Linked DNA regions of Mus musculus: all the other regions are linked to region 5. The links are chromatin loops, found by intact Hi-C in ENCODE. Cell type or tissue: left cerebral cortex. All regions are shown on one strand. Each heading gives the region's core, and the rest is flanking DNA. Links, peaks and the distances in the headings are about the cores only.

Region 1 (5,188 bases), core at 559-4,558, 130 kb before region 5:
GAGATGTCATGAGAAAACACACCTGAGGCTCAGAGAGCCAGACTAACACTAAAATGCAAGTATCTCGGGGATTTTGGCTGGGAAGGAGCCAGACTAGCTTAGAGGATTAGAAGAGATCAATAACTGCCCAGGTATTGTGATTGTGAAGCCCAGGTGAAGCTTGCTTAAATAAATACAGTGATCTCGGGCTGAAGAGGTGACTCAGTGGTTAAGAGCACTTTCAGAGGTCCTTAGTTTGAGTTCAATTCCCAGCAAACCACATGGTGACTCACAACCACCTGCAATGGGATCCGATGCCCTCTTCTGGTGTGTCTGAAGATAGTGATAGTGTACTCACATACATTAAATAAAATACACACACACACACACATACGCACAGAGAGAGACAGACAGACAGACAGACAGACAGACAGACACACAGACATATTATCTGTCTCATTTATGTGAGAGTTAGCTGGGAATAGAGAAATACTGCTACTTTTAAAAGTTCATTTTCAAAAGCTACATGATTCATTTACAGAAAGTACACATGACCCTTTTGCAAGAGAATATACATATATTTATGAAAAGGTGTCCATATATACATAATAAAACCTGTTTATATGAACTTACATAAAAGGATGATAGAGTGGACAGGTGAGAGGCCAGTGGTACAGATCCTGTTAAAGCCACAGAAGGTGAAGGCTGTCAGCTGTGAGATAAACACTTTGGGTGGAGCATTCATCCATAAGGCGAATGACTAGCCTATAGTCGTGTGGGTTGGTGACTAGGTGGAGGGGAGGGAGAAATATGTTAAGGTGGGGCTATTGGTTCACTCCTTAAACACAGGTCCTACTGTAGCTGCATGTTTCAAAGATGATTTTCCTCCTGGACACATTGTTTCCCAGGCCAAGGAATAGACAGTGGTAACAATTCTTTTTTTTTAAAGAGATTTATTTATTTTATTTATATGAGTACACTGTCACTGTCTTCAGACACACCAGAAGAAGGCATTGGATCCCCTTTACAGATGGTTGTGAGCTACCATGTGGTTGCTGGTATTTGAACTCAGGACTTTGGAAGAGCAGTCAGTGCTCTTAACCGCTGAGCCATCTCTCCAGCCCCCATAACAATTCTTATTCTTAGATCATTTCCTCCTTTTTATACAGAACCCATGGAATTGGAACCACCCACAGCTGGTGAAACTTCCTAATTCAGTTAACCTAGTCAAGATAATCCCTCCTCGAATGCCCAGAGGCCCATTTCCCAAGTAATTCTAGATCTCACCAAGTTGACATTTGAGATTAACCATCACACCTTGTCTCAAAAATAATAAAACAATAATGATAATGTCAAAGTGCATGCACATAAGTCCCAGATGACATGAAAGGACTCAAAGGAAGCAACTTGCTAGAAATGTCTGAGAGTGAGCAATGTTACTGTTTCAACTGCTAAAATGGGAAAGGAAACATTTTTCACTTCCGAGAATAATTGACAGTCTCCAGGAGCAGCCCAGCATAAGGCACTAGAGACAGACAGCCTTAAGTGCCATAGATAGATTGTCAATAAATCCCCGAAGGAAGTAGCGATCACTAGTGTTAGTTACTGTGCCGTAGAGCTGCACTGTTCTAAGAGGTTTGAGTCCATTTCATCTAATGCTCTAATAACTCATTGAGATGAATTCTTACTGTTATTATTGTCATCTTAACATCCTGCTCGATCAGGGTCCCACACTTTACATCCATACAATGAAAAGTGCAGGGCTCTATATATATAAATAATTGCGTTTAATTTTTAATAAATAATATATGATATTGCATACCATTTAATATATTAAATATATCATATACATCATTTCTGTTCTTTTAGAGAACCCTAACTAATACACCAACCCAGTTACTTCCCACATCGTTACCCTCTCATATTCAACCTCTGGGTTCTTGCAGGAGTTCAAGCAGGCACCCCGCAGCTCTCAGGGACTCCATGCTCTGAGCCAGCTATCCCTACTGCCTTGTAGACACCTAAGTGGTGATGGGCTGCATCCTACCTATCAGGGTTAATGGAATGTGAGCATAGCAGAATGGGAATGGACGCCGCAACATCCCACAGAACCGAAACCTATGTGAAATGGCTTGCCTGCCACCTGAACTTAAGAGACAGTCATGCCCAGTGGTTACAGAAATGTCAAGTTCAATGGCCTGAGCTGGAGGTGGTTTCAACTTGTCTCTGCTTTCCTGGTGACAGCCATATGTCCAAGGGACACTGAAGGATGCCTATGCTCTCCGGGATGGCCTTAGGGTAAGAGTAAGTGGACCCCTGAGAAAGAAGTAGTCAAAGATGCAGCAATGCCTGGATGCCAGCCACCAGCCCTCCCTCCTCCCCTGCATTCCATTGTGAATAATGGTCTTGTCATGTAACCCAGGCTGGCATCCTGATCATGTCACCCTAACCTCCAAAGGCCTCAGATTGCAGGTGAGTGTTGCCACCATGGCCAGCTAAATGTTGGTCTTCAGATGAATATGATCTGAAAGGACCCATCTGTCCTGAGGCTGTCACCCTAGGGTCACGCTGAGATGGGTGGGGTGTCCTGCAGAGCCTGTCATCGTGTAGGCGAACCTCTCTCAGCTCTCCTAGGCTGCCTTTGCCCAGACTACAGTCTCTCACGAGTCCCTTCAGATCCTAAGTGAGCTACTATTAATCCCACAGGGTGACAATAAGATCACTTCCACCATTTTTGAGCCATTTTTTGAGGCAGCTTTTAAAAAATATTGGCCAGAACGATGGGCACCGACCAGGTCCATACCCAGGATTCCTGGAGAATGGCAAAATTACATTAGGCAGGGGCTTAGAAAGGCAAATCCCATGAGGCTACATACTTCCTGCCTTTGTCCAGTAGGGGGCAGCATACACCCTGATGTACTTCCTGCTTATGTGCCTCTCACCTACCTGCAATCAAGAGCATCCTATGCAGTTGGGGCAACCAAACCTGTTTACAGAAGTGAATGCATGAAGCTTGTTATCTGACATGAACAACAGCATTTTAGAAAGCTATCAGTACTTGGGCAAGTAGGGTTTACAAGTTAGAGGCACAGCAATTTAAATTTAACTTTAGCCATTATAATCCCTCCCCGCCCAGACTTATAACTTTAGCCGTCATATTACTTCTGCCCAGCAACACCTGTTTACCACCATTCCAAGTTGTTTTGTTTTGTTTTGCTTTGTTTTGTTTTGTCTTGTCTTGTCTTGTCTTGTTTTATTTTGTTTTTTGTTTTTTGTTTTGTCGAGACAGGGTTTCTCTGTGTAGCCTTGGCTGTCCTGGAACTCACTTTATAGACCAGGCTAGTCTCAAACTTAGAAATCCACCTGCCTCTGCCTCCCGAGTGCTGGGATTAAAGGCGTGCTCCACCACGCCCAGCCCATTCCCAGATTTTGGCCCTAAGGAGACAAGTAGATGCCAAAATATGAGGGGTGGGTGGTGGGCCTTCTGCAAACCACCTGGGTTCTGTCAGGTCTTCTCTGCCAGACAAGGCAGCAAATCCCTAAGTCCCTTCAAATCTGACCCAGGCCACAGAGAAGTCAATTTACTCCACACAGCATACTTAGTAACCCTTATGATGCCCCACTGTCCTTTCCCCCAGTGTCCCTAGATGGCTAAGATTGTAGCAATTTCCTCTCCTTCTGGATTATTTATAAACTCTCAAGCCTCCTGAAGGCCCCCGCAGTCCTATAGTTGACTGGATCTGTCCTATAAAGATATTTTGCACAAGGGTTAGGTGAGCAGAACTGTGATGGTTTGTATATGCTTGGCCCAGGGAGTGGCACTATTTGGAAGTGTGGCCTTGTTGGAGTAGGTGTGTCACTGTGGGTGTGGCTTTAAGACCCTTGTCCTAACTGCCTGGAAGTCAGTATTCTGCTAGCAGCCTTCAGATGGAGATGTAGAACTCTTAGCTCCTCGTGCACCACGCCTGCCTGGATGTTGCCATATTCCCACCTTGATGATAATGGACTGAACCTCTGAATCTGTAAGCCAGCACCAATTAAATTCTTTCCTTATAAGAGCTGCCTTGATCATGGTATCTGTTCATGGCAGTAAAACCTTAACTAAGACAAGCACCTTCTTGTGGAAGCCCAGCCATAATATTGTTTGAAGGGGATAGAATGTTATTTTTGCCTGCTGGCTGTTCTGCTTGCCGGTGACTATGTCTACCTTGCTGCTGCAGCTGCTGCCCCCACCCTTCACTGACAATGGAATCCAGCTTCTTTGGCTTTTCAAAGAGAACTGAAGATCAGTGGCTCTCCAGGAATTTTCCAGGCCTTTAGCACCAGGTTAGAATGACTGAAGCATTGTTAACTTGAGATGCCCAAGAGAAAGACCAGTTACACAATTTTTGAGCCCAATTTAAGCAAGCTTTAATAAAATACTAATGAGGGTAATGGACTCTGGCCAGGAAAATCCCAAGGTATATTCCTAAGAAATGAAGACAAGTGACATATTTCAGAGTCCTAAAAGGGCAAAACTATAAGGCCACCTCATATTTCCCATCAGTTCCAAACAGGGCAAAGCAAATATCCCGTTGTACTTCCTACCTGTGTACCTCCTGCCTACATCCAATCAGGCACCAAGTGTATACATCCTGATGTATTTTCTGCCTACATACCTCCTGCCTACACCCGATCAGGCATAGCACAGTCGAGTCAAACAGACTTATTTAGGGGAGTAAAAACTTATGGTTTCCGGCTGGAGAGATGGCTCAGCGGTTAAGAGCACTGACTGCTCTTCCAGAGGTCCTGAGTTCAATTCCCATCAACCACATGGTGGCTCACAACCATCTGTAATGGGATCCAATGCCCTCTTCTGGTGTGCCTGAACACAGTATGCTGATACACATAAAATAAATAAATCTTTTAAAAACAAAACCCAAAAAACGTGTGGCTTCTTATCACCGGTAAACAATAGCCTCTAGCATCTCAGGAAATCCTTGTGCAAGGGGTTTAGGCACAGTAGGACATAACTTTAGTTCTCACAGCATCCAGCCTGTAACCACTTCTGTAGCCTGGCTTCTCCTGTGTGCAGGTAGCCATCGCTAGATTCCCTAACCCATATCATGTTAACCATTCTAATAAATCCCTTTTGTAACATACAGTCATTCTATTGGTTCTTTTCCTCCAGAGAACCTTGACTAATACAGGCAGTGTGGTCAGACTCTTA
Region 2 (5,188 bases), core at 390-4,389, 130 kb before region 5:
CTCCAGCCCAGAGATGGCATCACCCACAATGGACTGGGCCCTTCCCCATTGCTCACTAAGTGAGAAAATGCCTTACATCTGGATCTCACGGAGGCAGTTCCTCAAGGGAGGCAATTCCTTTCTCTCTGATGACTCCAGCTTGTGTCAAGTTGACACAAACCCAGCCAGTACAGGACCTAAGGTAAGAGCCCATGGCCCTAGAAAAACATATTCTGACACACACATAAATCTGTGCAATGTCAGAAGCTCTCAGACGCCATGAGCTCCATCTGGTATTTCCTCGGAGTCTGTGGGACCCTGGCAGGACAGATACCATCTTCAGTACCTTCCCAGACAGTCACCCCAGAGTCATAGCAACAGGGAGACAACCCTCTACTCCCCTCCCTCTGCCTTCACTTAAGCAGGAGGTACCAATACCAGGAAGTAGCCACTGCCTGAAGGAAGAAAGGCTAGAAGCAGCTGGCAATCGACCACAGCTTGAACCCAGCCCTCAGGCAGTGGCAAAGCTGGGAACCCTGAGGCTCTGAGCTTCCAGAAGCTTCACAGTTTCAGTAAATTCCCCATCAGAAAGCACTGGCAGCAATGTGGGCCTGGCCGGAAAATCTGACAGAGAGAAGGTAGCCTGGAGTGTTTCTAGGACTATCACGGACAGCGCTCTGACGACTAGCTGCACAATTCATGTGCATCTCACCAAGGCGAACGGAAAAAAAGAAACAAAAAGGAAAGGGTCCGGCTGTTCCTAGGTGTGTGTGTGGGGGGGGGGGGGCAGGGGAGTGTTGACAGTAGATAAAAGGGAGTGCACAGCCAGAGGCAGGGACATCTGGGATTCTCCAGAATGGACAATGGCCCTGAGCAATGAGGGGAGAGGGGGAGGGAGAGAAGGGAGGGGAACCAGGTGCAACAGCTAAGAGAGCAAAAGGTTAAAAAAAAAGGGAGGGTAACCAAAATGGCTGCATTCTATAGAGAAGAGCATCTAAGGGGGGGGGGGGGGGCTCAGTTCCTGGGATGCAGGGTTCAGGGTTAGAGGGTGGGGTATGCCAGCCACATCACTGTAACAGGTAGGGACTGAAGGATGCTGAAAGAATCTGGGAGTCAGGTCTACTTTGATATGCTCCATAGGCATATCTCAGGGTTTGAGACTTAACATAGAACACTTCCCTTTGAGACAGTCTTACTATGTAACGTACTGTGTCCAGGCTGACCTCAAACTCAAGGTCCTATTGCCTACACCTCCAGAGGACTTGTGATGCAGGCATGTGCATGTGGGGCCTTGTGTTTTACCACAACGTTGGCAACATAGAGAGACCCTGTCTCAAAAGTATCTATCCTTCCTTCCTTCCTCCCTCCCTCCCTCCCTGCCTTCCTTCCTTCCTTCCTTCCTTCCTTTCTTCCTTTCTTCCTTTCTCCCTTCCCTCCTTCCTTCCTTCCCTCCTTCCTGGTGTCTGTGTCTACATTCACATTATTGTGGATGCGCAGAGAGCAGAGGACAATGTGCCAGAGTCAGTTCTCCCCTCCATTATACGGGGCCTAGAGCTCAAACTTAGATCATCAGGCACCTTTGCCTGCTGAGCCACCTCACCGGACGACTTTACCATAACTTTGAAAAAAGTTCCCAAGCCAAAAATTGGGATGTAGTTGGCACAGTGTTTGCCTAGCAGACACAAAGTCCTGGGCTCCATCCCTGGCACCAAAAACAAAACAAAAACAAGCAACAACAAAAACCACAGGCGGAGGGACACATACCTTAAAATTCCAGCACTCCGGGGATCAAAACGTTTCTCAGCTACCCAAAAACTTTGAGGCCAGTCTAGGCTACGGAAGGCCATGTCTCAAAGAGTGGAGGAAGAGGGGGGAGTTTCTAGACAATAACGCCTCTAGATCTTTTAGGATCCTGCACTACAGGAGTCACTGGCAGCATTTTGGTCTGGGAGCTGTTTAATCAGCAGGAAGTTGACAGTGGGAGGCCCCACTGTGGTCCAGCTGCTAAAAGGAACCACAGAGTTAGGAAAATTGGTGGGCTTTGTTGGAGGGGGTTACAATGGCCCACAGGATTGTCCTGTCTTCCTTCCCTCTGACTTTTTTTTTTTTTTTTTTTTTTTTGATTCTCAAACTTAGACTAAGAGGCTTTTCCTGGTCATCAAGTTTTGAGACAGCAGGTGGCGATGTTCAGCAAACTTGGGCACTAGCAAGAAACCTGAACTTTGAACATGGGAATTAGTCCCCTATAGCCTGCTAACCACCTCCTTTTATGACTACCGCCAAATACGGTGCTGGACAAAGGACTTTTCTTCCTCCTTAAGCTTTGCAGAGCTCCTCAGTGGATCATAGGACAGAATGCAGCTGGGATCAGAGAGAGAGAGAGAGAGAGAGAGAGAGAGAGAGAGAGAGAGAGAGAGAGAGAGTGAGAGTGTGTGTGTGTGTGTGTGTGTGTGTGTGTTCGGATTTCAAAGGCCTTTGGAATGCAGTTCTGGTAAAGTCCTGGGTGGAGGCCACCTGAAGTCTTTCTGGAGAGGTGAAGAAATTCAGAGGCGTCTCCATACTTCTTCTGCCCAGCACACAGCACCCTCTGCCTGCTCCTCATGGTTTTAAGTTTGGCACCTTTCCTCAGAAAGCTGAGTTCGGGATGGGTGGTGATGGTGTCCATCTTTATCCCAGCACTCAGGAGGCAGAGGCAGGTGAATCTCTGCGTTAGAGGCCAGCCTGGTCTACCGAGAGAGTTCTGGGACAGCCAGGGCTACACAGAGGAAGTCCTAGGTTTGATCCTCAAAATTGTCAAAAAAAAAAAAAAACAAAAAAAACAAAACAAGCAGAGGGAGCTGGAACTCTGCAGTAAAACATATCTTAGTTTTATATTTATTAAAACTATTTCTTATTTTTAAAACACGTTTATTTCATGGGGGTGTGATTCACATGTGGTATCACGTGAGTATGGGAGCGTGAGAACAAGTTATAAAAGTCAGTTTCATGCGTCTACCATGAAATCACTCTTTCGATCTTGTGGGTCCTGGGGATTGAACTCTGGTCATCAGGCTGGGCAGTGAACATGTTACCTGCTGAACTCTCACACCAGCCCCTGATTTACTTATATTTCTTATACATATGACTGGTGTGTGTGTGTGTGTGTGTGTGTGTGTGCGTGTGCCACATGTGTCTGCTGCCTTTAGAGGCCAGAGTAAGGCATTGGATCTCCTGGATGTGGAGTTACAGAAGAGAAGAAAATGAGTTGCCAGTGTAGTGTGTGCTGGGAACCAAAATGGATCCTCTATAAAAACCCTCTTAATCATCACTGAGGTGTCTTCTCAGCCCCACCTTAGACATATTTTAAAATTAAATTATATTAATTTTGTTTTTGTTTTCGTTTTTCGAGACAGGGTTTCTCTGTGTAGCCCTGACTGTTGTGGAACTCATTCTGTAGACCAGGCTGGTCTCAAACTCAGAAATCCGCCTGCCTCTGCCTCCCAAATGTTGGGATTAAAGGCGTGCACCACCACTGCCTGGCAATTATATTTATTTTTAAAGGGTTATTACTTGGTTTTGAATATGTGTATAGGTTTGTGCATATGGGTACAGGCGCTTTGGATTCCCTAGATTTGAAGTTTATAGGTAGTAACTTTGAACTTGAGAACTGGTCATGCATACAGCCTAGTAGCCAGGATGTAATATTGCATTCACCAGAGTTAAAGCTACAGGTGATTGTGAACTGTACCATGTGGGTGCTAGACATGAAACGGGTCCTCTGGAAGAGCAGCAAGGGCTTTTCACTGATGATCCACATCTCCAGCCTGTTTATTTATTGGGGGGAGGGGGGCGGGGACATGTGTGTACCAAAGCATGCACTGGAAGGTAGGGGACAGCCCCTAGAAGTTGGATCTCTCCTTCCATCATCATGTGAGTCTCAGAGGTTAAACTCGTAAATAGACATGGCAGCAAGTGCCTTTACCTACTGAGCTATCTGGTTGGCCTCTTAGATGTACGTTTTAACTTCCAGGTTGTTGTTGTTGTTGTTGTTGTTGTTATTCAGCAAAGAAAAGAAAGGTTCGGAAGGCATGAGCAAGTAGTAGGTGGCCTCATGGTACCTGCATGAGGGTCAAAGCCTTGAAATGAGAGGAATGTTAAGCCCCTGGAGTCAGCCATCCATCTATCTCCCTGGGCCTTGCTTCCATTGGAGACAGGGCTCCGGGAAGTGAAAACACCACGCTGGTCTCACAGCCCCAGTAAATGATAAAGCATCAAGGACACCAAAGCCCTCAGAGGTCACAAGCACACTGGTCTCCCCTCTGCCTCCTTTGCTTCCACTTTGCCTTTCTCTGGCCCCTCTGGTTTATACAGCTTAGCTTTATGTATGTGGATTGGAGACGACCTTGAATCCTTCTGGGGAACAGGGCAGGGAACAAATAAATAGAAAGAAAACTCCTTAAAGGACTAGATGCCTGATGCCGACTGAACCACGTGATGACATAAGAAACCGTCATCCTTGCGTGGTCAGATCATGAGAACACCGGTGGAGGAAGGCTCTCCTCCCAGAGCAAGATGGCAGAGCCTCCCTGGTCTGAGCCTTAGGCTGCTGAGATTCCTGATTGCAGGGGGTAGGGTGGGAGGACACGGCTGGATGGGTGTGCCGTTATTGACTTGTGATCCTTCCCCAAACCCTGACTAGAGAGCTTATAAATCCATAAAGCCAGAACACTGGAAATGACTTTTCTAAAAGAACACTATGAGGATTAGGAAGTGGCTGGGGGTAGAGTGCTTGCCTAGCATGGAAAAGTCCCTGGGTTTGTTTGTCACATGTATACACACACACACACACATACACACACACACACACACACAGAGAGAGAGAGAGAGAGAGAGAGAGAGAGAGAGAGGCTGAGATAACAAGCAAACTGTACACATAAAATAGCATAGAACCACTGGTCTACGTATGCCTTTATGCCTTGCTTGTTTCTTTCATTTTATTTTCTATTGCACATGTCCCTCTCCTAAGCAATCGCCTTCCTCAAGTCAGTGAGACTGTCTTAGGATTCTCATGTATACCTCTCCCAAGGCTAGACTGAAAACAACACGGTGCTTGTTTGCCAAGATTCCCTAAGCCCCTTGGTTCTGTTGTCTCTGTGAAAATCTCCTTTTCTTTCAGATGATTGACAGAGAACAGCTTTTGTCCATATCAGCCCCATAAATCGCGTGTTGG
Region 3 (5,188 bases), core at 805-4,804, 220 kb before region 5:
AATTCAGATAAATTGGAATTATGTATATTTTCTCATCATAATGCAATAAAACTTAAATCAAAAAAATTAAATTGCAGAAGAAGAAGAAGAAGAAGAATTGCAGAAGAAGAAGAAGAAGAAGAAGAAGAAGAAGAAGAAGAAGAAGAAGAAGAAGAAGAAGAAGAAGAAGAAGAAGAGTACTACAACGACGAAGATGAAGTCAACGACTACAGAAGGTAAGCGGACACCTCATGGTCCACAGTGAGGGCCAGTGGGGTCTGAAGTGCAAGAAGATGCATCCTAGTCTGTATGCGTTCTTCAGGAAGCTAATAAAGACTGTTTGGGGTGCACAGGTTAAGCCACAGAAGATATGTTAGAGGCTCTGAAGAATATCAGACACCAGAAAGGGGTCAGAGTGAGACTACCTCCCTTTGATCCCTGCTTTCTGTCTGGATGTTGCAGGAGGTTCTGTGAAAACCGTAGAGGATACGAGGTAGAGTGAATGGCACTGTTTGGATCTGGTGCATCATCCATCCTCCCAGGGCCCAAGTGCCTTGGTCACCTGCACATGGGGGAAACTGTAAGTGATGCTGCCTCGTAGGGCACATGTCCTTCCCCACGCCCTTCCTCTTCCTCTCTTGGTTCCTTTTATTACTTTGTGACAACATTCCTGACAAAGCAAATGATGGAAGGGTTTAGTCTCCTTTATAATCTGAACACTTACAGTCATCCTAATTAGTGTCAGCTCTCAGCTTGACACAGCCTAGTTATCTAAAAGAGTCTCAATGAGGGACGGCCTCAACTAGATTGGTCTACAGGCAGGTCTATAATCATTTTTTTCTTAACTGTTAATTGATGTAGGAGAGCCCAGCCCATGTGGGCTCGCCATCCCCACATGGGTGGGCCTGGCCTGTATAAGAATCCTAGTTGAGTAAGCCAGACAGACCCTCTTCTCTGCGGTTCCTGCCTCTGCTCCTGATTGAGGTCCTGCCCTGACTTTTGCTGAATGGCGGCTCTGTCAGGAAGAATAAGCCAAACAAACCTGTTCCTCCTCATCAGTGTTTCCTGCTGCAACAGAAAGCAAAGCAGAACAGCCCACCATGATAGGGGAGATATATGGGAGCAGAGGTGTGCTGTCTGGTACACTGTGTGCGCTCAGGGAAACAAAGGTGAATGGTGGTGCACCACCGGCTTTCTTCTCTTTTTCCAGTCAGCCCAGGACCCCAAGCCCATTGGGAGCAGCAGGATGCTTCTGCGCCCTACATGGTGCTGCCTGCATCCAGAGTGGATCTTTCCTCTTCAATGGAAGTTCTCTAGAAACTCCTCAAAGACACACACCCAGAGGTGTCTCCTAGATGACTCTCTGTTCAGTCAAGTTTATCACGAAAATTTATCTTTATTTACATTTCAAATAGTATCCCCTTTTCTAGTTTCCCCTCAGAAAATCCCTTACCCCCTTTCCTCTCCCTTGCCCCCCCAACCCACCACTCTCGCTCCCTGGCCCTGGCTTTCACACACACACACATGCACACACACACACACACACACACACACAGAGAGAGAGAGAGAGAGAGAGAGAGAAACACACGGCCTCTGATCTAGTTCCTGCCTCCATGTTCCTGCCCTGCTGATGGACTTAAAAGCTGTAAGTTAAAACAAACTCTTTCCTCCCCAAATTGCTTTTGGTCATTAGTATTTTATCGCAGCGGCAGAAACCCTAATACAGTAAGTAACCCAAAAATGCATACTATACGTTGGTTTAAATCTCTGTGTAAATTTTTGGATATTGATGCTGATAGGACACTTGAGCTTTCTAGTATGCTAGAAACGTCATGGAGAATCAAGAGGTTCAGCTGGAAAGCCAGAAAACAGACCTGATTGGGGATCTGGGTTAGTTTTTTTAAGACTCAGAACATGAAACTGGGCTAGACAGTCCCCGCAATTGGGAAATAGAGGCAGCAAAATCAGGAATTCAAGGATACTCTGAGCTATATGGGACTCTGCTGAAAGACGAGAGAGAGACAAAGAGAGGGAGAGAGAGAGAGAGAGAGAGAGAGAGAGAGAGAGAGAGAGAGAGAGAGAGAGAGAATGTTCCCGATTCCAGTGCAAATCTGAGCCATCCTATAAGGCTCTAGAACGCAGTCTTTCTTCTCTGGTTTGACCACGAAATGCCTAGGAAAATGTTTAAATACTCAGCTTGCTAAAAGCTGCACATAAACATTGTTAAGACCTGCAATGGAAGGAATCAGTTGGCTATTGAAGGGCCCAGTGGTGGGCCAATCAGAAGGCAGTTTGTCCACAGGCCCGTCTTGCTTGGTCCAATGAATAAAGAAGATCTTGACAAGCTTGTCCCAAGCCTAGGTGGGGATCAGAGGGTAGCATAGCCATCTTCAGAAACCCCTCCCCTTATTGCGGGAAGTGAGGGTCCGGTGGCATTTTAACAGAGAACCTGCAGAATCCTTAGGTCTTCAACACATACAACACCCTCACTTACTCCTGAATGGAGTCTAAATGAAGTAGCCTTATCTGAGAAACTTATGTATTCCTTACTTTAATAAACTCTTCCAGCAGGGGGCAGCATTGACCACAGTACCGAGTGACATCAAAATCTGCTCTGGAGTTTGAGGATCAGAGAATGTCTAGAACAGAGTTCTCTATTGCCTTCACTGGGGTGCTGGCTCGTGCTAGGTTTAACTGTCTGTCCTACAACAAAAGGGTGTATGTCCTGAGGGAGTGGAGACACTTGGCCTCCAGGAGGCCAGGTTTGACTTTCCAATGAGAATCCACAAAAGGAATCACAGCATACATGCCTAATGGGATTCCGAACCTACTAAGTGCTTAGTACACAGCAGGCACTCACTACTCAGGAGCCTTCGATCCCTGCTATCCCTGGTTCAAACCCAAGAGACCACCAAACACCTGCATGGCTCTAGGTCCCTCAACACCAGTCTCAACTCTAACCAACAGCTGTCTGCTAAGAGTTCCGAGCCTGAAAAACTCAGGCTTCACGTCCGTTCAGCGTGGTACCTATGTGGACCCTAGCTTTGAGGCTGAACCAACAGGAACTGGAATTCTAATTCTAATATTCACTCCCCATGGACATATGTAAAACACTAATAAAACAGTGACCTGCCAAGTGCTTCAAGTTTCAGGTGTATAGAAATTATTCTTACAGCTATTCTGCTGTTCCAGCAATTGAACTCCATTGTCATCTCAATTTCCAGGACAACCAACACACCAACTGGCACAGTTTACAGTCCACAGAAACATGTTCCAGGTACACCTTTTCTGATTGCTTTGGTTTATATGTGAGTGCCCCATCCCCCACCCCAATCCGACCCCCACTTTCACCCCCCTCCCCCCAACCCCCACCATGAGCTCATATATTTGAATGATCAGTCATCAGGGAATGGCACAACTTGGAAAGGATTGGGCGGTGTGGCTTTGTTGGTGGGAGTGTGTCACTGAGGGTGGACATTGAGGTTTCAAAAGCCCATGATGGGCCTAAGTATGTGATCTCTCACCCTCCCTCTCTTCTCCAGTCCTGATGGTCTCTTTCTGCAGACCTGAACATAGCTCTTCACTACTGCTGAAACACCGTGCCTGCCATGCTGGCTGTCATAACAGACCATGCTTCTGAAGTGGTAAGCCAGCTCCAGCTAAACGCTCTCCTTTATAAAGAGCTGTGGTGCCCACGGTGTCGTCTCACAGCAATAGGACAGTGACTAAGACACATGCACACTCTTCTCCAGTCTCCACATCCTTCCGTCTGTCCCTACTCTGTTACCTTGTCCTGTTTCTGTGTGTACACTTAGTCAGGCTTCCTTGGGTTAACGTTTTTCTCGGGTGTTTGTTTTAGGTTCTCCAGGATGAAGGCATTGGATGTAGGGAAGACTTGGCACACATTTCTTAATGGAGGCAGGAATCTTCTGCAGGTCACTTACTGAATCTCACCCTGCCTGAGACACCTTCCAAGTGCAAAACAGACTTATCTGTTGGTCTTGTCTCTGGCCTTTCCTCCAGTTGCCTAAACAGCACACTAAAAGATACCAGGAAGGAGGAGGTACCAGCTGGGATGTCTGGCAACCTGGGAGACAAAGGAGCCAATAGCTTCCTAGTTGGATAACTACCACTTCAGTCCCTACACTGCACCCAGGCTAACTAGGCACATTCCCCAAGGTTATTTTTGCTCTCCTTGCCATGTAATTTCTAACAGTGTGCCCTCTGTGTGTTCATTATCATGTGACCTGTGCAAATGCACGCAGCATGTAGAAACCAGAAATGGAACAACAACATCACCCACATGCAATCCCTCTCCACTTTCTACTGTTTTTGGGTTTTTGGTTTTTTGTTTTGGTTTTTTGTTTTTCGAGACAGGGTTTCTCTGTGTAGCCCTGGCTGTCCTGGAACTCACTCTGTAGACCAGGCAGGCCTCAAACTCAGAAATTTGCCTGCCTCTGCATCACAAGTGCTGGGATTAAAGGCCACCACCACGCCTGGCTTCTGCTTCTTTTTAGAGAGGATCATTCACTGAAAATGAAGCATGCCCACTGAGGTAAAGTGGACAGGCTGCCAGCTCTTCTCTGTCACACAGGAGCTAAGATCAGTGTGCTATGGATCGCTGCCTCACCATTGCACAGCCAAAGCTAGCATCCCAGACTTGAAAACCCCAAGACTGTTCCCCTCTGACTCCTACATCAGCACAGCCATTCTCTACTGACCACCAGGCTGGGCCTCTTCACTGATGCTTAAAAAGCTTCTTACCTCCAATATTTACCCCAGCAAGCCTGTTCTCAGGGACCTGAAAGCACAGGCCACTGGGGTCCAGGAAGGACCTGAAATCACAAGGGCCAGCTACTACGAGGCTTAAACCTGTTTCCATTCCTTCAGAGGACAGGTCCACCCAACCTCCAGGCAGTGGACAATCACAAATGCTTGCTTTCATTTCCTCTCCGTTAGGCTTCAAAACTTGGGAGCACACGCTGTACCTTAAAGCTTCTTTGTGTTTCTGGTTCTTGGCACCTGTCTACAGCGGCCCAGTTACCTCTTCAAATGCAAACAGTGCTTCAGGCCACAGTGGAACAGGCATGCCTAGCAGATGGGTTTAAGAGGGCATCTCTGCAAACTATTAAGATGCCAGCAATGGGGATGTCAAGACGAACAAAGCAGGCTCGTCTCTCCAAAACTTTTCTTCCTGGAGAACAAGGAC
Region 4 (5,188 bases), core at 676-4,675, 70 kb before region 5:
TGTAATTTGGTTTTTATAATGGTATCACTGAAAGCAATATTTTACTCAGGATTCTTTGATCTACATAAAACTAAGAAGTCTGGAGTCAGAATCTTAGGGCATCTTAAAGCTCAGGTTTTATTTTATCTTTTTTATTTGTTTCCTTTGGCTGTTTTTTGTTTGTTTGTTTTCTCTTTTTTGTTTTTTTTTTGTTTTTGTTTTTGTTTTTTTGAGACAGGGTTTCTCTGTGTAGCCCTGGCTGTCCTGGAACTTACTCTGTAAACCAGGCTGGCCTCGAACTCAGAAATTCGCCTGCCTCTGCCTCCCAAGTGCTGGGATTAAAGGTGTATGCCATGTATCAAAAGATGGCCTAGTCGGCCATCACTGCAAAGAGAGGCCCATTGGACTTGCAAACTTTATATGCCCCAGTACAGGGGAACGCCAGGGCCAAAAAGGGGGAGTGGGTGGGTAGGGGATTGGGGGGGTGGGTATGGGGGACCTTTGAGATAGCATTGAAAATGTAAATGAGGAAAATACCTAATTAAAAAAAAAGGTGTATGCCACCACCGCCCAGCCCTTTGGCGCTCTCTCTCTCTCTCTCTCTCTCTCTCTCTCTCTCATTTGTTTATTTATTTTACATATATGAGTACACAGTCACCAACACACAAGAGGGCATTGGATCCAATTACAGATGGATGTGAGCCACTATGTGGTTTCTGGGAATTGAACTCATGACCTCTGGAAGAGCAGTCAGTGCTCTTAACCCCTGAGGCATCTCTCCAGCCCCTTGCTTTTAACTCTTGATTTCCTGCCTTTACTTTCCAAGTGCTGGGGCAACAGGCGAGTTATATTAAAGTTCAATACAAGATTGTTTTCCCCTTTTCTCTCTTAAAAAAAAATTAAGAGAGGGTCTAGCTAGCCCTAGCTGGCCAGGCACTCACTCTGTACATCAAATTGCCCTTGGACTCAAAGAAACCTGCCTGCCTCTGCCTTCTGAGTGTCAGAATTAAAGGCACGTGCCACGTGGATAGCTCAAAGTTCAAGGTTTTAAACATGTCTGAGTCGGCCTGTAGCTTCCAGTTTGCCAAAAGTTGAAGGGGAGAGAGGAGGTGTGTGTGTGTGTGTGTGTGTGTGTATGTGTGTGTTTGAAGGCCAGATGTAGTAGCAAATGTCTTTAATCCTAGCACTCAGAAGGTAGAGAGAGGCAGATTTCTGTGAGTTTAAGACTATCCTGGTATATATAATGAGTTCCAAGACAGCCAGAGATATACAGTGACTCTTGTCTTAAAGTACAAAACAAAACAAAACACCCAAATCAAACCAACAATAAAATCCGACAATTTAAAATGCATTCTTACCAACTCCTAGCCTCCATCAATTCAGAAGATAGCATCTGAAACCCATGGAAAGGGTTTCCCCATATTCTGTAATGTTATTACCAGTGGTCCCTATCGTATGATATATGGCTCTCTTTGTTCTAAATCTAATGCAATCTTCATGTAACCACTTAACAGTTCTATGTGTTATTTGGAGAAACTTGTATCTATCTGTTCCTGGGCTCAAGTCCTCCTTTTTGGCTCTAGCATAAACTCTTGTACATCCTCTTTGAGGAGAGAACTATGGTTTTTCATGCTATTCTCTGAAGATATTTAAATCTACCACTCAAGATTTTAGTTCATCTTATTGTATTTATTTAGAGACATGTTCTTATTAAGTTGCTCTGACTGGACTGAACTCATTATGTACACCAGGCTTGGCTCAATCTCTACCTCCTAAATGCTAGGATTAAAGAAATATGTTGGAAAACAACAACAACAAGAGAGACTTTGAAAGAGAGACGGCAACTTAGTGTGGGGAGGTCCGTAGAGTACAACACAATTTACTGCTCTCTCACTGCAGAGTGATCTATTTTCTACTACGGTCAAACTTAACGTTCCTTACTACATAGAAAGGAAAAAACTGGTTCCACTTTTTTGAAGGGAGTTAAATCAGGCATGGTAATACAAGCCTGTAATCCCAGCATGTAGTAGGCAGAGGCAGGAGGATCAGTATTTTAGGTCAGCCTGGGCTACATAAGCATGATAGGCTAAAAAATAAATTATAAATTGGATAATATATTTTAAAAAATAGTGTTTTGCAGACAACAATTCCACATCTGTGGTTTGTGTCAACTCCCCACGTGGCCTAACCACAAAAACCCAGAGAGCCTGAGAAACAGTTAAATCCAGGAACCTCCCTTTCTAACTCAGGTTTCTACCCGAGTCCACAGAAGGGATCGGAAGTGGCGTACTGCCGAGGGGAGGAGCAAACTGCCAGCCGATTGGCCAGCTGGCCGGAGGAGGATGGTGCATCCGGAATAAGCGCCCCTCCACTTTATTGCCGCTGCCCAGTTACAAGTTCTCTGGGAGTTTGTGCCTGACGGCGGTACCGCAGCCCTGGACCGACCGACGAGATGCCGAACGGAAGCCGCTGCCCGGATTGCGGCTCCTCCGAGCTCGTGGAAGATTCGCATTATTCTCAGAGCCAGCTGGTGTGCTCCGACTGCGGCTGCGTGGTCACCGAAGGGGTCCTAACTACCACCTTTAGCGACGAGGGCAACTTCAGGGGTACTGGTCTTGAACCCGGGGATCGCCAGCCTTGGGCGGTGGAGTCCTTAAACCCAGCTCCCTCTTTCCAGCCTCCTCCCTTTCTTGGCCATGCGCACAGTTAAATGTGAGAGAATTGGGCTTAAGTAAACAGATGAGCTGGAGGAGGGTGCGATCCATCTGATTTCCCAGTACCTACAACGGTGTCTGGCATTGGGTGGGTATATTGGTTGGTGAATGAACGAAACGATAAAGGTTTCATTCGTCTTGTCAGACCTAGTCAGTGTTGAAGGAGTGCCGGTAAATTATTTGAAAATAACAACACGAACCATCATCTCCTAGCAGGTTTTAGCACTAATTGGCAACTTGCTCTCCTCTGCGTTCCACGCCATTGCTCTAGTACAGCGGTTCTCAACCGGTGGGTGGTGACCGCCGTGGTGTCCACAGAATCTTTCACAGGAGTCCCCTAAGACCATCCTGCATATAGGCGGTTTACATTATGATTCATAATGCAATTCATAATTCTCTTTTTTTTCTGTAGCTAATGCAATCTTCGTGTAACCATTACAAAATTACAGTTATGAAGTAGCAACGAAAATAATGTTAAGGTTGGGGGTCACCACAACGTGAGGAACTGTATTAAAGGGTGGCAGCATTAGGAAGGTTGAGAACCACTGCTCTAGCCCTTGGCTAATGCAGCCCTCAAAAGTGAATGTATCAGAGAAATTATTGGAAAATCAGAATTGCCAGTGCAGCTTTTAAAAATACAGTTCTGTCCTATTACTTTTACATAGATGGGTATCTTCTCTGAGGTAGAAGTAGATACACAGTCATTTGAAATCTCCCTGGCCTTATGCAGTCAGAGGGCAAGGAGGAGGTGAACGAAGGCCAGCTGGGTAATTTGTTGTTTGCTATTTTACAGAAGTGACATATTCTCGAAGCACTGGGGAAAACGAACAAGTTAGTCGCTGCCAGCAACGAGGTGAGAATCAAACTTTTTTCCCCCTTAAATTTCAGCTTTGCTTTTATTTATGTCACTGTTTAATGTTTTGATATTATGTGTATGGGTGTTCTTACTGCATGTATGTGTGTGTGTGCAGCATGTGCATGCCTGGTGCCCATGGAGTTAGAAGAGGGGGTTGGATCATCTGGAATTGCAGTTATAGATGGTCGTGAGCAGCCCTGTGGATGCTGGGAAGCAAACCCCAGGTCGTCTACAAGAGCAATAGTGCCTTTTAACTGCTGAGCCATCTCTCCAGCCCAGAGCATCAACCTTTTTTTTTCTTTTCTTTTCTTTTTTAAATATATTTTTTTATTACGTATTTTCCTCAATTACATTTCTAATGCTATCCCAAAAGTCCCCCATACCCTCCCCTCAACTCCCCTACCCACCCATTCCGGAGCATCAACCTTTTATGACACCGTGGCCTTAAAGACTTTTTTGTTTTGTTTTTGTTTTTCAAGACAGGGTTTCTCTGTGTAGCCCTGGCTGTCTTGGAACTCCCTCTGTAGACCAGGCCTGCCTTGAACTCAGAAATCCTCCTGCCTCTGCCTCCCAAGTGCTGAGATTAAAGGCGTGCGCCACCAACACCCGACTGAGATGGTTGTTTTGATGACCTAGTCTGTCTGTGTGTCCTTGTTTTCAGTGTTACTGGCGTCAGGCAGGCTGCGAGAGAACAGTTGTTAATGTGGCGTGTGCCTACAATCTCGGCACTCTGGGGTTGAGGCAGGAGGATAGAGTTTGAGGTCAGCCCAGCCTACATACTGAGTGTGTATTAAAAACTAAAAGGCATAGAGGTAGAGGAAGGTTTGGGTCTGCACAGAGAGCCTGAGTAAAAGCATGGCTTTGGAGCTAGGGGTAGGTCGGTGATAGAATATGTACCTATCATGTGTAAGGCTTGAGGTTCAATCCCCAGCACCAAAAAGAAAAAAAAAAGGAAAAAAAAAAAGAAAGAAAAGAAAAGACATTTTGCCTTGTCCATAAGTTAAAATACGAAGGTGGTGGATTGAATGTGACCTTTCTACAAGTGTTGTGCACCATTGGAAGGACCATGGTTCTAAAGGGCTAAGAATGTAGCTCGGTGATTAAAAGGTGTGCCCAGCATGGTTGAGGATCTCATGTAACTCCAGCTCCACAAAACACACGCCATATCAGGTGTCCTGTTAGCACAGAAGGGCATATTATTTGTGCATCTGGTATATATGGCAAGTTTAACAGAAGTCAATTAAGCCCTAGCAGAACTTGCTAGCAGTTGTACACTACTCTCTTTGACCTCTCTGCTTCCTGCATGTTTTCCTAGATCTCCGTCGAGTAAGAGACCTGTGTCGGATTCTGAAGCTGCCGCTAACGTTTGAGGATACAGCAATCTCCTACTACCAGAAGGCATATCAGCTGTCTGGGATCCGAGCTGCCAGGCTGCAGAAGAAGGAAGTGTTAGTCGGATGCTGTGTTTTAATCACCTGTCGGCAACATAACTGGCCCCTCACCATGGGAACCATCTGCACACTGCTCTATGCCGATCTGGACTTGTTTTCTGGCACCTACATGCAGATGGTAAAGCTCCTGGGGCTGGATGTGCCCTCCCTGTGCCTGGCAGACTTGGTGAAGTCTTACTGCAGCAGGT
Region 5 (5,188 bases), core at 659-4,658:
GTATGTTCTCTAACTTACTGGACAAAGTCCTTTTGATGGCTGGGCTCCTTAAAGTGAGCACAGTGAGAACCCTGTTCCCCTTTTCCCCACCCCCTGCCCCAGGCTCCGGGCCTCAACTTACAGGGCTAAATGGCCCACTGGCTGCCAAGGTGGCCTCGGGCCTCACAGGTGAGTGCTGGCATGCTACAGAGAGCAAACGCCAGCACAGAATACATACTTTGTCTCCACAATGAGACTGCCTATGGCTGGACATAAGGAGGCACACAGCAATCCTGGAAGGACACCAAGCAGGAAAGAATGGCTGTCTCCATAGACCAGCCATTTCCAGACCTCACAGACTTAGAACAGGAAGGAAGTCAGATGCAGGCAGAGTCATCCCCTATGACAAAGGGTTGCCCCCACCCGAATCCCAATCTGAGGCCCACATCCCAGTATGCCCAGCCCATAGTAGCAGTCCCATGGTGCTGGCCGTTTCCTGCCTCATTCAAAGGTGCTGATCAGAGCAGTGAAGCAATACCAGAGCCTTGTGTGTGCTATGGCCTCTCAGAGTGCGGCTGTCTCTAGTGAGCTGTGGAGAGGGGAAAGTCATGGGAACGGGAGAGAGAAGCAGATGGAGAGAGCAGGAGAGATGAAAAAAAGAGGAAGGAGAAGGAAGAAAAGGAGGAGGAGGAAGAGGAGGAGAAAAAAAGGAGGAAGGGTTAGGGAAAGGAGGAAGAGGGTGCTGGGTTTATCCAAGGACCCCAAAGTGGTGAGGCACTTTTCAGTTTCTTCCATGTGGGCAGTGTTTCCTATGATGTCTTAGGAAGCAAGATGGTGGCACAGGACTGGGAGGAGATGCAGCTAACAGTCTGGCGCTGCAGACCTGCACAGCAGCAGCACTTCTCGATACTCTGTGGCCCAGCAGGAACCTCCCTCCCTTGAACCTAGCCGATTCTAGTTGGGGGGCTGGGGGTGCAGTTGGCAGAGGCTGACTCCAATCTCTGGCTTTATCTTCCCGACACATTGAAACCATCAAGCGGAGGCCTGATGCAGAGGCCTCGATGTTGGGTAGTCTGGAGGAACACTGAGTTCATCCAAAGCAGCCGTGCCTCCTGCATTCCCCACTCAACGGGGAAGAGGGGCAGGGCTTCACGGTGCTCCAGTGGCAGGCCTTGCAAGCTATTGAGCTATTGTCTCTGAGATGTGTTGAGGCCAACGTCCCTTCGGACCCTCCCGCTTTACCCTCCTCTCCCAAAGGGAACTTCTGTTGCTGTTATTTGCAACAGTGAGTGGCTACTCCCCCCCCCCCCCCCCCCCAACCAAGCTATCCCATCAAAAGCAGCACCCTTCAGTGCTTTGAGTTCAGGAGAAGCCAAATCAAAAGCAAACCCTGAATTCCTCTTGCTCATGGCCAATAAAAACCTTGCTTCGGAGCGGAGCTGGCTTCCTTTGCTGAAATCAGATATCCTAGTAATAAACAAGTCCTAAAGGCAGGGGGAGAGCCTTGCTTCTTTCTACTGATTAGTTTTTCTTCCTTTAAAAGGGGCCTCTCCTATAACAGGATGCCTGCCCTAGAAACTCGAGCACAGAAGGTGGCCCAGCCTAGCCCTGCCCTGAGCTGCCCTGCCCTGTATCACCTCCCCCTGGCCAAGAACCTTCCCCCTGGGCTCCTATGGGTGGGATGGGCTCTGCTTTCCCTAATGCTACGCTGTTTAGCTAAAAGGCAAGACAAAGGGGCTTGGGGGAGAAGAGGCCTTAGCTGTCTGGGGAACTGGCAGTGGTTTCCAGGGAGAGCTGAGTTCTTGCCCTTTGGCTCCTGGTACTGTTGGAAAAGGGAAAGTGGAGTTATCACAGGTGGGGGCCCTAGAGGCCTGTGCCTGCCAGGTAATGTACTCTGTCACCGAGCTACAGTCTCAGCTCTCATGGGAATTTAACTGTTGAGTCCAGGCCCAGAGAAGGCATCAGAGCAGACAGCAGGGTAAAAAGACATGGTGATTTGCTTCCTGGGGGCAGCCTTGCCTTTGCTCCTTAGCTCTTTCTAGGCCCTTCTTCCTGCCCTGCCCAGTCTCTGGGCAGATACGTGTGTTAGCCAGCTGTGGAGAGTGCCCTCCCTTGATATGCAGACCTCTCTCATCTCCCAAATAGGTTTTTTGTTTGTTTTTGTTTTTTTGTTTTTTGTTTTTTGAGACAGGGTTTCTCTGTGTAACCCTGGCTGTCCTGGAATTCATCTTGTAGCCCAGGCTGGCCTCGAACTCAGAAATTCACCTGCCTCTGCCTCCCAAATGCTGGGATTAAAGGCGTGCACCACCGCCCGGCTCCAAATAGGTTTTTATGTGACTTTGCCGGCAGAAGATGTGCGCCGCTGCTGTTTGTTTGTTTGTTTGTTTGTTTTCCCTCCGACACTATCTCTCTCGGGAGAGTTTCTGGTCAAGAGAATTATGTTGAGGCTGCAGATTGCGAGAGAATCGCGCCTAATGGGGAACAGACGGACAAGACACCTTTCATGTCCAGCCAAGTTTCTTTCCCCTCCCCTCTCTCGCTCTCTTTTCTCATCTTCCCTTTTTGGCTTCAAAAATCGGGCCCGCTCTGTGCCTGTTTCTTTGGTACATCTGCTGAATAAGGTCACACGTTGATTTTATTTTGGAAATTGGCAGCTCAGTCGAGCTGAGCTCCGAGGCTGCAGAGCAGGGGCACTGTTGGATGTCGAAAGGGGCAACTCTAGCCTGCAACTGGCACTGGGGTAGCCTAGCTCATTAAGTGTTGAGGAGCACCTCCGTACCCAAATTGCGCCCTCTGCTGGCGCGGCATCTCCAGAGTCGCCCAAGCTTGGAGGAATTAATTAGATGGAAGGTGCTGCATCTCTGGTTCCTTCCACAGGCTCCTTCAGTTAACCCCGTGCAATACTCTATAGGGAAGAAAGTGCTGGTTCTGAGGCCCCTTGGGACGCTTAAGTCATTAAAGGAGAACTTAAGTCTAAGGGCCTTGTAAATGCCCGCTTAAGGGCTGGTGAAATGACTCAGTGGGAAGAAGTGTTTACTGAGCAAACACGATGACCTGAGTTTGACCCCTGGATCCGGTTGGAAGGAGGGTGCTGATTCTAGCAAGTTGTTCGCTGATTTCCATATGCACACCTGCGCTCAGGCACGCAAACACCTTGCACGTGCGCTTGAGGCTGCGAGTGTGGTGGCTTCCTGGCTTAGCATGTGCTAGGGTTAGAATTAGATTCCCCAGAACAATACAAAACCAGCTCTCCTCTCCCCCGCCCCCTTTTCTTTGTGTTCCTCCAGAGAAGGCAGATTTGTAAAACATTTGGGAGGATGCTGGTGGTTTGGATTCCTTGGCCCTTAGTCATGAGGATGATGTAAGAGCATCCAACTGATTTCATGGTAAGGACAGTCACAGTTCTCAGCAAACCGTTTCCAATCGCACCCTGGCAACTCCCCACCCGGCCCTGTCTCAGAAACTACCCTCTTCCCAGAACTTTGGTGGGAAGCATGGGAGTGAGTTACTTGCTTTCCAAAGCTCGGCGTGAGTGTACTCTTGGACCCCATCCCTTCCCTGTCTAGCCTTGGGTAACAGAAGTCACTGCTGCTCCAACCCAGGGGGTTTGGTGTGGGCGGATTGGCACACATTGGTCTCTGTGAAGACTGCATCTGGAGGAGGGATGTAGGAGTCAGGGGAGAGGGCTGGCGGCTGGCTGATGCTAAATGTTGGGAAATGGGATGATGGGAGGGAGGCAGATTCTCCTCCTGTCTGGGCTTAATTCTCCTTCCTTCTTACACCCTCTGCTTGTGGTTTCAGAGTTTGTTCTGTATTAAGATACATCAGTTCTCAACTAGCACAATGGACTGAAAAAATGAAAACTGTGGACTTCTTTTCTAGCAATACGGCGTTCTAAAGTTATAGCTGCAAATCTAATACAGTGCTTACCACTGATTAAAGCTGGCAACAGAAGCTGCGTGCAACTTGGTGGTAGAAAGCCTGTAGAAGAAGTAGGGTGCCAATCTTAGCACTGCCAAATAATAACAGCAATAATAATAATATCCTCATCACCATTACCATCATCATCATCCTGTCCTTAGACAAGGTGTGTGTGTGTGCGTGTGTCCATGTCCCCATCCCCAGCCTCAGTGCTGGATCCAAAATGGGGACACTTACAGATTGCCTAAATACTTGAGTTGTCATGAGAGGACACAGGGCTGGGGAGATGACTTAGTGGATAAAGTGCTTACTATGCAAGACAAAAGATCTAAGTTCAAATCCCCCGAACCCATGTAAAGCCAGGCATAATAGCCTCCTTTTGTAACTCCAGTGTTCCTACTGCAAGATGGGACATAGAGTCCGGAAAACTCCTGAAAGTTTGTGGTCCAGCTAGCCTGGCAATACAGCTGTGAACAATGAAGTGACCCTGTCTCAAGGTGAGAACTAGACCTGAGGTTGTCCTCTTATCTCTACACGTGTACAGTACCCGCAGCAGAGGCATGCCCCGACTTACTCACACGAGTGTGCACACATGCCAGTTACAAAGAGGAAGGGGAGCTGGAGAGCTGGCTCAGCAGTTAAGGATGCTGCTGGCTCAGCAGTTAAGGATGCTGCTGGCTCAGCAGTTAAGGATGCTGGCTGTTCTTCAGGAGGACCTGGGTTTGAATCCCAGCACCCATATTATGGTTTACCACCTGTAACTCCAGTTCTAGGAGATCTGACATTCTCTTCTGGCCTCCACAAGTACTGCACAGATGTAGTGCACAGATGCACATGCAAGCAAAATAGCCACACTCACACACATATGTATGTATATATGCATATATAATACACATACAATATATATGTATGCATATACATATATACATTTGTATATACATAATATATTTTGGTGTTTCAAGACAGGGTTTCTCTGTGTGAAACCTGGTTGTCCTAGAACTCACTCTAGGAGATCAGGCTGGCCTTGAACTTAAGAGATCTACCTGCCTCTGCCTTCCAAGTGCTGGGTTTAAAGGGGTGCACCACCACCGATCAGCTAAAATTAATGTTTTTAAAATGGTGGTGGCTGGAGAGATGGTCCAGCAGTTAAGAGCATCTGCTGCTGGTTTTAGAGGACCCAGGTTCTCTTTCCAGCACCCATGTGGTACCTCACAACCATCCATAACTCCAGCAATTTGACCCTCTTCTGACCTCCATGATCACTAGACACACATGGGATGCACAAACA
Region 6 (5,188 bases), core at 494-4,493, 55 kb before region 5:
AGGTAGCGCTAAACTTCCAGGATGCGCTCATGCCCTACTGCTTGCCTGACCAGGGGCCATGTGTGCCAGTGCAAGAAGCCTGGGGTTTGATGCAGAGGGAAAAGAAGCGAGGCTTTGTGTTTGTAGGCTTTCTGATATGTCAGATGCTCAGACTATAAAACTGCCCTTCGTCTGAGATGTAAAACCATGCCTCTTTAAGCTTCATCTCCACCAATCCCTTCTTTTATAGGACATCTCTATTCCCACCCTTCCCTGAAAAACTGGTAAGGTTTCTGCCATCCTCTGCTAACTGAACCATGGCAGTGGGGTGGGGGTGGGGGAGCCACGGAGGTGAGAAGGAGGGCAAGACAGACAGGCAGGAAGTTAGTCCCTTACTGGTTCCTGCAAATATGACTGGGGTGGCCACACCACGCCTCTTGCCAGGCCCAGCTGCTCCAGGACGGGAAGTGTTGTTGCCGTGGCTGCGGAAAAGACGGCCATTTCTGAAGACCAGCAGTTGCAGGGTGCAATCTGGAGGGACTGGGGGAGCCAGGGCAGCCGGAAGGGTTGAGAACAGGCTGGGGGGCAGCTGGATGGAGGCCAGGGCCACGCTATTCTGAGGGGACATAGGAGGTCCTCAGAAATACTCAGCAACCCTGGGCTTTGAGGTCTTCCAGCCCCTTCCTGTGTCCTGTGCGGTTCCCCCTCCCACCTCCCACCCTTACCACCTGACACCTGCATCTCAGTACCGCCCACCTCAGCTTCTAGTCCCCACACCCACCCACACTCTTCCCTTCCCCCGTGCCCACCTTGATGTGGAAGGATGACAGAGAAATGTTGGGCCTCCCAGTGGTGCAGCGGAACCTAAGCTGCTGATCAGCTAGGGGTTCGGGCTCCACTGGGGCATCCTGGCCGACGCTGCTTGGCTGTGCACCCGACACTCCTACCTCCCTCCTCTGGAAAGCCGTGCAAGTCAGACCCACGTAGCTGTGAGGCTTGATGAGGTAGGCCTCCAGTGCCACATTTCTTGAATTCTAGGGACAGGGAACTTGTCACCCAGTGTCTGAGATAAAGTGGTCTTTTTTGCAATACCACACATTTCCTCGCTTCAGATCTCCCTTTATCCTTCACTGTCTCTTCAAAGCATGGAAAGTCTTAGGTGTGCCATGGAGTCATCTATATGCACACTTGTGTTGTGCACACACACCCACATGTACACATGCATACACGTGTGTCTTCCAGCCACGGGCCTTCTTCTCTTGGAAGCATTGCTGCTCCAGTATGCTTGCTATCTTCTACCTGCTATTTCTGTTGCCTGCACCTCAGCTGTCAGGAAGGGTCCATGTCTAGCTCCCATATGTCCCCAAGTATCTAGCACGGCATCTTATATAGAGATGCTCTACCAGGCTAGAGATGTCACTGTCCCTCAGTGAACTTGTGGCACTCCTCATTCCATTCGAAGTGCTGTCCACCCTGCACAAAGCCTCCCTTTTCCTGCACCTCACACCCACTACGCTCCTATTTAACTTCGGCCAGCTAACCTTCAACTCAGCCCCCAGCCAGAAAGCCCCACACCGTGTCACCATCGCTGCCGGCAGTTCACAGCTGAGCTGTGCTTGCCACCATGCTACCAGAGCCTGCAACGTGCCCCGTGTCCCGGCGAGGGGGAGGCATGTCCCTTCTATGAACCAACTGCTACGCTCTCAGGCTCCCCTCCCCCAGTGCTAGCCCCTGAAGGGTCCCTCCCGCGCCAACCTACAGTACCACAGAGATGTGCTGGGCATGGGGGCTAAGAGCAGCTCCTCCGATTCGCTCCAGGGCACCCACAATGCCACTGCAGGCTTTGTCTTCTCTCTGGGCCAGCCACAGAAGGTGCTCATCCACCAGCATCAGGTTGCTGGCCATGTCCACCATCACCTCCACCAGCTGAGGGAGGGAGGGATGGAGGCAGGGCCGTTACCAAGGGCAGGGGTGGTATTTGGGACTCAGCATGAGGCTTGAGGTGACTGGAGGAGGCTCCAAAGGAGATGCTGAATCTCACCTCCTTGATCTGGTCAACGTAACCCAAAAACTTCTGGATCATCTGAGCCACATAGACCACGTCCATCATGTCTGAGAAGCTGGCGGCCTCTGCGGTATACACTCGCAGCTGGTGGGCCAACGTCAATGCATTGGAGGCGTTGATGGGCATCTGGGGGTGTGTGTTTGGGGGGGGGGAGAAGATCAGCCTGATTTCCCCTTTCTGTTCCAGAACTAGCCTCTGGGATTCAGGGCCAACATGGGAGAGGAACCAAGACCATCTACTGAGACCGTCATGGTCAAAAGTGTCCATGAATCCCTGATCATCACAACTCTAGGCTATTCAAGTCAAGTACCACCAGCCTAAGGATAGTAATAAGGCTATAAACCAATGTGATGGTGGATAGGGAAGACAGAGGAGAGGAGAGGCCTGACCCTGGGAAAAGAAAAGCACCAAGGGATTAAAAAAATAAAAAGGTGTCAGTCCACAGTCCTTGCTGTTACCTCCTTTTTGAGACAGGGTCTCGTTATATAACTGGTCATCCTGGAACTCACTCCATAGACCAGATTGGGCTTGAACTCACAGAGCCCCACCCCCCTCTGCTTCTGAGTGCTGGGATAGAAGGCATGCACCACTATGCCTGGCAGCTGTACCCACTCTTAATGCACACCCAGGAATCGAGGTACAGCCTCCCTTACGAGGCATCAGGCTCCATCCCAGCCAATTCCAGGAATCAAAGTTTGGGGGGGGGGTGCCCCAGCCTCACCAGCACAAAGGTGTAGAGCACCCGAGTGATGTCATTGGTGTACAGACAGTGCGAGTAGTCCCCTGGCTCCCAGCGGCCAGCTCGGTCACACCTGCGTGAGGCTCGGGTACCCGGGGCTCCCCCACTCAAGGGCACAGAGGTGAAGGGGTACTGTAAACAGGACTGGTAAGCCGTGATGCCAGCCAAGGTTCGGGGCCACCTAGCGGTAGAGTTAGGAAACTGTTAGGACCAAGGCTCTTTGGGACAAACACCCTCCCCTCCTTAACCCTGTCCCAGGACTGTGACACCAGACCACTGGAGCTTAGTGCAGGGTTCAGCAAAGGGTATCCTGGCAGACTTTAAGGGGTTCCCAAGTTCTGCTTTCTTTCAGATTGTTCAGACAATGCTACTGCAGGCAATATGTGGGGGTGCAGTGCAGGGATTCACAGACAAGATCTGCCACTAATTGCCACAATATGCTGATTGTTTTTGTTTTTTATTTTGATTTTGGTATTCTCAGCTCTACAGTACGGAATACTGTAATAATAACTGCCCTCCATACAGAGGGCCTCTTTTGCATACCAAAATGGGAAGAAGCAAGGAAAAAAGGCTTATTTTCTTGAGATGTAACAGCAAGACAGTGGGTTAAGTGACAAAAAGGGAGGCGTTGGGACTGACTGGGAGGAAGAAAGCAAGTGGGTGGGAGCTGGAGAAATGGCTCAGAGCTTAAGAGCACTGACTGCTCTTCCAGAGGTCCTGAGTTCAATTCCCAGCAACCACATGGTGGCTCACAACCATCTGTAATGGGGTCTGATGCCCTCTTCTTGTGTGTCTGAAGATGGCAACAGTGTATTCATATAAATAAATACATCTTTAAGGAAAAAAAAAAAGAAAGCAAGTGGGTGCCCCTCATCATTTGTGCTCTCAGAAGGTACAGGTGCAGGGCTGGGGACAGGGTGGGAAGAGAGGCAGCCATTTAAAAAGCAGAGGCAGCCAACCTGAAGTCCCCACGGTTGTTGGTCACCCGCTCTGCAGGGCAGTAGGAGGCAGAGGTCTCCAGCACTACTATCTCCACCTTCTTGCTGGTGTTGCCTTGGACTGTGGACACGGAGCACTCCCATTCACCAGAGGCCCACACACCAATGTGAGACAGGGTCAGCTCACTGCAGGGGAGGAGGAGGAGCTGGCTTTGGGCTCTGGTCAGCAGCATCACCATAATCACCATCACCACCATCATCAATTTTCATTATCGTTATCATTATTAGTCAACTTGACCCAAGCTAGGGTCAACTGAGAAGACAGAACGTCAACTAAGAAAATGCTCCTATGACAGAAGCATTTTCTTCATTCATGTGGGCAGGGTCACTCCTAGACAGGTGATCCAGGTCCGGAGTTGTTTAAGAAAGCATGGGGAGCAAGCCAGGAAGCGCCCCCCCCCCCATGGCCTCTGCTTCAGCTCCTGCTTCCAGGTTCCTGCCCTGCTTGGCTTTCCTTCCTTTCCTCCCCACGTTGCTTTTGGACATGGTGTTTATCACGGCAACTGAGACACTCCAGCCTCGACTCCCCTCCATGGCCCCTGGACAGCCCACCTACCTATGCCTTGTCCTGGGACAACAGCTCAGGTTCTTGTTCTAATGGGATGAGAGATCCCTGTGCGCACATACTCACTGTCTTCTGATTGGAGGGGCTCTGCGGGCACTGTAGAAGCCCCTCCAATCAGGAGGCAGTGAGGGTTTAGTTCTAAACTCTACTCAGACCATTTATGATTGCATCTTAGCTCTCTGTCACCGGGTGAATATGCCTGGCCCAGGGAGTGGCACTATTTGGGGGTGTGGCCTTGTTGGAATAGATGTGACACTGTAGGTGTGGGCTTTAAGACCCTCATCCTAGCTGCCTGGAAGTGAGTATTCTGCTAGCAGCCTTCAGATGAAGATGGAGAACTCTCAGCTCTTCCTGCACCATGCCTGCCTGGATGCTGCCATGCTCCTGCCTTGATGATTATGGACTGGACCTCTGAACCTGTAAGGCAGCCCCAATTAAATGTTGTCCTTTATAAGAGTTGCCTTGGTCATGGTGTCTGTTCACAGCAATAAACCCCAAACTAAGACACTCTCTATAATCTCTCTCTCTCCCCCTCCTCCTTTTCTCCCCCCTCTCCTAGGAGCATGTCTGGAGGGCAATGGCAACTGTGGCTATCTGTCTCCATGCCCTCCACTAGAGAGGGACAACAGAGCCCGTACCTGGTGATGAAGGTGCAATCATGGATAAGGTTTTCAGCAAGGACGATGCCGGCCTGCTCATCGCTCTCCATAGGAGCCCCATTGTGGTACCAGTGGATCCGGGTATCGTTGCCCAAGTAGCTGGCTGAGCACTGGAAGGGCAGGCGGTCACCCTGGAACACCACTTGGCGAAGGGATGGGATGAGGTAGTGGGTGTGCAGTTCC

Evidence for each region. A loop is a pair of places that touch in the nucleus more often than their neighbours do. Peaks named below come from ENCODE experiments on the same cell type or tissue, not always from the same donor. Only the 100,000 strongest peaks of a DNase experiment are listed, where the experiment ranks them.
Region 1: it touches region 5 in a loop (4-fold over the local background); 29 of 42 quality-filtered maps call a loop at or near these places.
Region 2: it touches region 5 in a loop (4-fold over the local background); 29 of 42 quality-filtered maps call a loop at or near these places.
Region 3: a loop joins it to region 5, with 7 times the contacts of the local background. A loop is called at or near these places in 13 of 42 quality-filtered maps.
Region 4: it touches region 5 in a loop (5-fold over the local background); 23 of 42 quality-filtered maps call a loop at or near these places.
Region 6: a loop joins it to region 5, with 2.7 times the contacts of the local background. A loop is called at or near these places in 22 of 42 quality-filtered maps.

What each region holds. Positions count from the first base shown.
Region 1 is chr8:27,190,141-27,195,328 of GRCm38, reverse strand. No RefSeq gene overlaps it. Among named protein-coding and RNA genes, the nearest start is that of Got1l1, 9.8 kb to the left of the region's middle. In left cerebral cortex, for the core only: a CTCF peak has its summit at 2,872 (motif pointing right); a DNase peak (open chromatin) is centred at 2,879.
Region 2 is chr8:27,183,675-27,188,862 of GRCm38, reverse strand. No RefSeq gene overlaps it. Among named protein-coding and RNA genes, the nearest start is that of Rab11fip1, 12 kb to the right of the region's middle. In left cerebral cortex, for the core only: a CTCF peak has its summit at 2,157 (motif pointing right); a DNase peak (open chromatin) is centred at 2,148.
Region 3 is chr8:27,277,546-27,282,733 of GRCm38, reverse strand. No RefSeq gene overlaps it. Among named protein-coding and RNA genes, the nearest start is that of Eif4ebp1, 20 kb to the right of the region's middle. In left cerebral cortex, for the core only: a CTCF peak has its summit at 2,540 (motif pointing right); a DNase peak (open chromatin) is centred at 2,554.
Region 4 is chr8:27,125,818-27,131,005 of GRCm38, reverse strand. Brf2 (BRF2, RNA polymerase III transcription initiation factor 50kDa subunit) reads left to right here and starts at 2,374. Exons shown (of 4, transcript NM_025686.2): 1 at 2,374-2,585; 2 at 3,487-3,546; 3 at 4,865-5,186. The coding sequence starts at 2,432. In left cerebral cortex, for the core only: a CTCF peak has its summit at 2,277; DNase peaks (open chromatin) are centred at 2,302 and 2,649; H3K4me3 peaks cover 1,527 bases; H3K27ac peaks cover 832 bases.
Region 5 is chr8:27,056,165-27,061,352 of GRCm38, reverse strand. No RefSeq gene overlaps it. Among named protein-coding and RNA genes, the nearest start is that of Plpbp, 16 kb to the right of the region's middle. In left cerebral cortex, for the core only: CTCF peaks have their summits at 1,522 and 2,775 (motif pointing left); DNase peaks (open chromatin) are centred at 2,749 and 3,369; H3K27ac peaks cover 544 bases.
Region 6 is chr8:27,111,062-27,116,249 of GRCm38, reverse strand. It overlaps Adgra2 (adhesion G protein-coupled receptor A2), which reads right to left. Exons shown (of 19, transcript NM_054044.2): 7 at 4,985-5,188; 8 at 3,743-3,907; 9 at 2,766-2,964; 10 at 2,021-2,170; 11 at 1,744-1,905; 12 at 789-1,013; 13 at 376-595. Among named protein-coding and RNA genes, the nearest start is that of Gm39151, 6.0 kb to the right of the region's middle. In left cerebral cortex, for the core only: a CTCF peak has its summit at 2,968; DNase peaks (open chromatin) are centred at 2,914 and 3,412.